2 separate regions of the Mus musculus genome follow, and region 2 is linked to region 1. The links are chromatin loops, found by intact Hi-C in ENCODE. Cell type or tissue: left cerebral cortex. All regions are shown on one strand. Each heading gives the region's core, and the rest is flanking DNA. Links, peaks and the distances in the headings are about the cores only.

What was found. Peaks named below come from ENCODE experiments on the same cell type or tissue, not always from the same donor. Only the 100,000 strongest peaks of a DNase experiment are listed, where the experiment ranks them.
Region 2: a loop joins it to region 1, with 2.1 times the contacts of the local background. A loop is called at or near these places in 2 of 42 quality-filtered maps.

What each region holds. Positions count from the first base shown.
Region 1 is chr3:88,219,407-88,222,308 of GRCm38, reverse strand. It overlaps Gm3764 (predicted gene 3764), which reads right to left. Exons shown (of 10, transcript NR_168089.1): 3 at 1,259-1,353. Among named protein-coding and RNA genes, the nearest start is that of Gm25641, 5.2 kb to the right of the region's middle. In left cerebral cortex, for the core only: a CTCF peak has its summit at 1,248; DNase peaks (open chromatin) are centred at 1,157, 1,891, 2,202 and 2,555; H3K27ac peaks cover 2,500 bases.
Region 2 is chr3:88,140,681-88,143,582 of GRCm38, reverse strand. It overlaps Mef2d (myocyte enhancer factor 2D), which reads right to left and starts at 1,211. Exons shown (of 12, transcript NM_001310587.1): 1 at 909-1,211. In left cerebral cortex, for the core only: a CTCF peak has its summit at 1,580; DNase peaks (open chromatin) are centred at 485, 1,288 and 1,983; H3K4me3 peaks cover 1,796 bases; H3K27ac peaks cover 2,402 bases.

The sequences.
Region 1 (2,902 bases), core at 95-2,594:
AGGAGGGGGCAGAATGCCTAATGAGTAATGGCGAGGGTACAGATGGAGGGTGTCAGGAATGGCTCCCTCCTCCTTGCAGTTCCCACAGCCTGGAGGTTTGCTAAAGGTAGCAGGTGTCTATTTCTGGGAAAAAGCAGAAGGCCGGGGTCCCAACATAGCCCACTGCTTCAGTTGGGGAGTCCTAGGATGGCGTTGGCTGTAGTGAAGGACGTGAGTGCTTGAGGAGAGAGGGGTTAACTAGAAGGGATGGATGCCCCCTCTACATGCCTGAATACTGAACGTACCAGTCTCACTGCCCTATGGGTCTTTGGCGCCGGGTACTGAGGATGGTGCAGACACAAGAATGGCATGGCTGTGCATTAGAGAGGAGGATTCTCAAGGGAAGATTCCCAGGCAGACCCAGGTTTCTCCTAGAGGTGGGGGTGAGAGCTATCTTTTTGTGTGCTTTGGGGTTGGGGGTTGGGGTGGTTGCTATGGCAACATAGCGTAGAACACCCACCTCCCCAACATTCAGCCCCAGAGGACTTAGGGGCTGGGAGTGGATAATGGATTGACACCCCTGATGCCCCTGCCACCTGGCACTGCCAGCCGGAGATGGCAGTGTCAAATGTGAGAGAGTGGTCCCTTTGTCTCTAGACTCATGGTGTAGGGGGAGCAAGCGTGGGCACACAGAAGGGCCTTTCCCAGGCCCCAGTCCAGTCTGCATGCCTCCTGCTGGCCTCCAGAGACTCCTGGGGCCATCCACTGGCCTCTATACCCTGGCAGATGGTGGCTCCCTTGCCTTTTTGCTAGGTAAGCCTTCCCCATGCCTTCTTCAGGACTTTCCCTTCAAAGCCTTCTCAGACGGTGAGAGCAGTCAGTTCCACCTTTCCCTGGTTCTTAGGGATACTTCACATTCCCAGACATGTATCCTGCCCTTTTGTGTGTAACATCTCATGTAAATCTCCTGCCAGAATTGGGCAAGGAGGTTCATAAAGGGGAATCAGTGCAGAAAAGGCTAGGCTGGATTCAGGAGTTCACTCACCAGCTTTGTCCCTTTCTGGGTTATATATGATGCCAAAGGCTTGTTTCAGCTTCAGTTGATCTGAACATTCTATGTCTCACATGACTTATATAGGATCCTTCCTACCACTGCTCCCGTCCGAGCCCAGTAATCCTGGGGCAGCCATGCCTCATCAGATCTGGAATGTAGTGCAGGATGTCTGCCTGGAATAGACAAAACCACCATTTTCCTACAGGGGTCAGCAGGCTCACTCACCGCTGGGAGCTGTCCGTGGTGCTGGATACCATGTTCCTCATGTCCTCAGAGAGTGGGCGGGAGGGTGGAGCACCCACCCGCCCCCAGGGGAGAAGCTGGAGGGAAGAGAAGCAGAAACATTTGGATACAGTAAGGAAAGGGAAAAGAGGATTTTGAAGGAAGTCTCCTGCTCCTGGAAGGGAGGGTGCTGGAGTCTATGAATCCTGCACTCCCCACCCTTAGTCCCAGGATGTTCAGGGGACTCAGATGAGCTCAGCTCTCCACTGGATCCATTTGGAAAAGCCACAGGCTCCTGTGAGCCTGAGCCAGTGCTTTTGGCCTTAGGGAAGAGCAAGACTGAGGTCAAAGATGGACCTTTAAATTCCATTCTAAATACTAAGGGCTCTTCAAGTAATTTAGTAATAAAGATGAACAAGGGCATTATAGATAGATCAGGGACTTGGGAAGGTGAGATTGTTGTCCTGAGCACAGACAGGAGAGTGTATCTGTTGGTACAGACTCCAAAGCTTCATTTCCTCTCTGAGTTTTTTTGGGGGCTGGGCCAAGCCCAAACATCTGTATGGGGGTGAAGGGCGGCTTTGGTGTGTAACCAAGCCTAGAAGCACTGGCTCCGCAGGATGTATGTGGATAAGAAGAGGTGCTTGAACTGCTGGAGGAAGGGAAGGACAGGGAAGAGAGGCTTAGTCTGGTGTCAGGCTTGCCTCTTCTGGGCTGTGGAAACTCACCCCAGACAAGACAATGATGTGCAGTGTCCCCACAGGGTACCCTTGCATGGTCACAGAGCATGGGTGCCACGACCTGCGGGTATGCGACTCCCCTCAACCAGAGGGTCCCAGGGAGGCAGCCGTGGAAGGCAAACAGCGACAATGGTCCCTTTCAGTGTCCAGACTCCAGCCCTTCAGTCCAATTAGTAGGCACCGCAAACAGCAATTCAAGCGCCTTCAGCCGCTGTCATAACAAGCTCAGAGCTGCCTTAATGGGGGATTAGGGCAGGAGGAGGGGTGTCACTCTAGCCTTGGCAAAGCCTGGGTGGCAAGGAGCCTCCCTTTTTTCTCACCTCTGTCTTCAGTTAAAAGCACGCTCAACCTTCCTTTCATAACCCTATTCCCCCTTCTCCTCAAATCCCAAATGTTTGTTCTCCCAGTTTGTCTTCTCCTCCCCGGCAGTCATTTGAAACCACCATTAACCTAAATTCACTCACCTCCTGGGGGGAGTTGGCCCATCTTGCCTGTTGGTACAATCTCCCCATCTCCTCTTTTGTGGGGTCTTTTAAAAATTATTTTCTTAGGCAAGATCTCAGTGTGAACAAGCTGACCTTGATGTCTGGACCCTCCCGCCTCAGCCTCCTGAGTATTGAGGTTATAGGCATGACCCACTAAGCCCAGCTCCTGCTTCTAGAAACTCTAAAATCTAGATATTGAATGGCAAAGGGTTCTGACTATCACTTACACATTATGCAACCTGCCACACATGTTCTTAGAAGAAAGAACACAAAGCCAGGCGTGACTGTAAGCATTGGAGGATTGAGGCAGGAGGATCACCATCAGTTAGAGGCCAGCCCTGGCTACTTTGAGGGTTCTAGGTCAATCTGAGTTAAAAGTGAAACTGTGTCCCAAGAAATCTGATGCAGAGAGGTGTGGGTGC
Region 2 (2,902 bases), core at 272-2,771, 79 kb after region 1:
GGCTCGGTGGCCAGAGGCCAGAAGCTGGGTGTCTGAGAACACTGTCAGGTAACTCGCCAATGCTCCCCTCGGCGGATACCTACCGCGGATACAGGGAGACGAACAGAAGGTGGACAGCTCCCAAGGCCAAGCGCACTCAGTAGGCTCCTCTCCGAGATCCGGCCAGAGCAGCCCAAGGTCACCGTCCCAGACGGCAAACTTCCCACAGTCAGGCAGCTCAGACCCACTGAGGGCTAGGGGGAGGGGTAAGATCCACCACTCACACAGCCAAACAGGCCTCGGAGGAAACTCACACGGGTAGGGCAGGAGGGAACGGGATCCACCCACTGTACTCCCCTAGCCTGGCCCCAATGTGCCGGTCAGTCGTAGGCAGAACTGGCACTCAGGACAAGCTGGGTAGTCCAGGGCCACTGGGAACCCCGAGGGCTCGATGGAATCTCTGGGAGGCCTCCCTGCCCCATCTCTGAGGTGGGAGGCCGGGAGCACAGTAGTCCCTTGGGCCAGCCTCACCACTCGAACCCCACTCGCACTGACTCGGCCCGCACCGCACCGTCCAAGAGAAAGGCCTGGAGAGGTCCTGCCAGGTGTTAACAGCTGCAAACTACTGTCCAGGGGTTCTCCAGCCGGCGTTGCTGACACGCCCGACCAAGGGGGCCCCCACGGGCGCGAAATCGCGGCCGGAGCCACGTGCGTTGCGCCCGCCAAGGCGCGAGGCGACGGGGGCTCGGGTACCAGGCGCGGCTGTCACAGCAGACACCCCAGCACCAACACTGCCTCCGTCGCCCCGCCCGGACCGGGACGCTCGTGCCAGGGCGCCCGTACACCCCTCGCGCTCCAGACCACCCTGAGCCCGGCCGCGCGGCGTGGGGGAGGGGTTCTTAAAGGGGCCGACGCGCGTCGTGACTCACCAGCCCGTGGGGGGGACGGGGTGTCACGGCGCCCGGAGCCTCGGCCCGGTCCGCCGAATCCTCGGTTACGCGAAGCCGCAGCTCCGACGGGAAACAGCGAAGGCGCCGCGTCCACGCGGCCTGGGCGGCGCCACAGGGCCGGGACCCCCTGGTGCGCGCGGGGGCGGCGGCGGCGGGCGGCAGGCACGCAGCCGAGCGCCCAAGCCGCCTCGACGGTTGTTGATATTTTGCTTCCTTCCTCCTTTCGGGCTCCAAAGGCAACTCCTCCAGCCCCAGACTCGAGGCCGACGTAGGCACCGCGCAGCCTAGCTTGCGAGATGGGAGGGGGGGAAAAGACGAGAGTGATGGACAAGCAGGGGGCCAATGGGAGGGCCCCGCAGGGCTGGGGGCGGGGCCTGGCAGGGAGGCCTGGGACGCAACCCCGCCCCCTGCCCGCGGCCTGCGCCCCACCCCTTTGGGGCGCGCGACCACGGCGCGTGGAGCCCAGATCCCTCCGCCTGCGGGACAGAGCGAGGCTGCGGGTACCTCAGCACCCCAGCTCCAGAGTTGGCAGGGATCTAAGTAAATAAGTTCTGGGGAGATAAGAGTGTTGGTAGGCCCCAGCTCCTACACTTACTGTGTGACAAAGCTCCGAAGCCAGATCGCGCTCTCTTATCTCGTGGTTACCTGGGGAGCTCCGCTGCTCCCTCTACCTGTGACAGGTCCCCTCCTTTCCCCTGACCCGGCTCGGTTGACGCCCAGACATTTAAAGCTACAGTGCATAATTCTCGGGTGATCTAATCTTTTAGTGCCTGCGGGCCCCAGCGCACTTAACTACGGAGGGGGCAATTTAAAGGGGCGGGACCCCAACCACTACCTCCCTTGCCTCACAGGAAACATCCAGAAGCCTTGTCTTGAAGAAATATAACTCTCTCAAAAAAAAAAATCTTTTAAAATCCCCGACGGCCTCTGGGCGTGGTGAATTTTTAAGTGCTTCACAACAAGATTGTGCGCTCCATTGCTTCTGGACCTTTAACCCGTCAGACTTCCTGTCCGCATCCTGTCACTAACAAGTCCTCGGCTGGCTCTACCTGGAGCTTGAGGAAATGACAGAGTCTGGCGTGGACTTCAAAGCCTTAGCAAAACAGAAGCAAGAGGTTCTTCAACAAGCTAGGGTCTGCTTTACTGAACAAAGTCCCTGTTCTGGCTTCTTGTGGGAGAGATGAGAAGAGGCGACAAGTGGTGGGTTAGAAAATTTATAATCTCGGAGTCAGACTGTTTTGGTTCAAAATTTTCCACTATTTCTGAAAAGAGCAAAGCACATCTCTTAACTCTCCATCCTCTTGGGTAAGCTGAAGGTGGTAAGGCCAGGTACATAACTTGTGAATTTGGTGTGAGTTTAGTTCCCAGTAGACTAGTACAGTGCCTCGTGTTGCACTGTATGACCCACACGGGCTGCTCAGCTGAAAATGAGCCCTTTTAGGGCCTGCGTGAGTTCAGAAAAGGCTCATAGTGGGCCAGTTCAATAGGACTATTCTGCAAAGAGCTTGGAGGCATATATGTACCTCCTTAAACAGGAAGCACGTAGGCTTCTAGTCCCTCGGCCTCCCTTTTCAACCCTTCCACTTTGCCCCTCCTTCCAGAAGCCTGATTTATGTAGGATCACACATGGTCCCCAAATGTTGCTCCTTAGTTTTCCTAGTAGTATGGGGGGTGGGGGCACAGAGCTGCCAGTACTCCTTGAGCAGTCTGGTTTGCCCCCAAGACTTGAGTGAAGGCATCTGCCCTTCCCCAAGCCCTGGGAGAACACAGCCTTGTTCCTGCTTGTGGCTATGGTGGGAGCAGAATGGGAAAGTGCCCTCCCCGTGGGGAACCTCCCCTCACTTGTGGCCTCTATTTTTAGTGCTTCCCCAGGCTCTAGCTGGAGAAACCGTTTAGTCATCAGGGTGTTTATTTTTCCGGCTGTTTCCCGACGTCGGGAAAAGCAGAATGTTGAGACTGGAGAGATTCAGGGC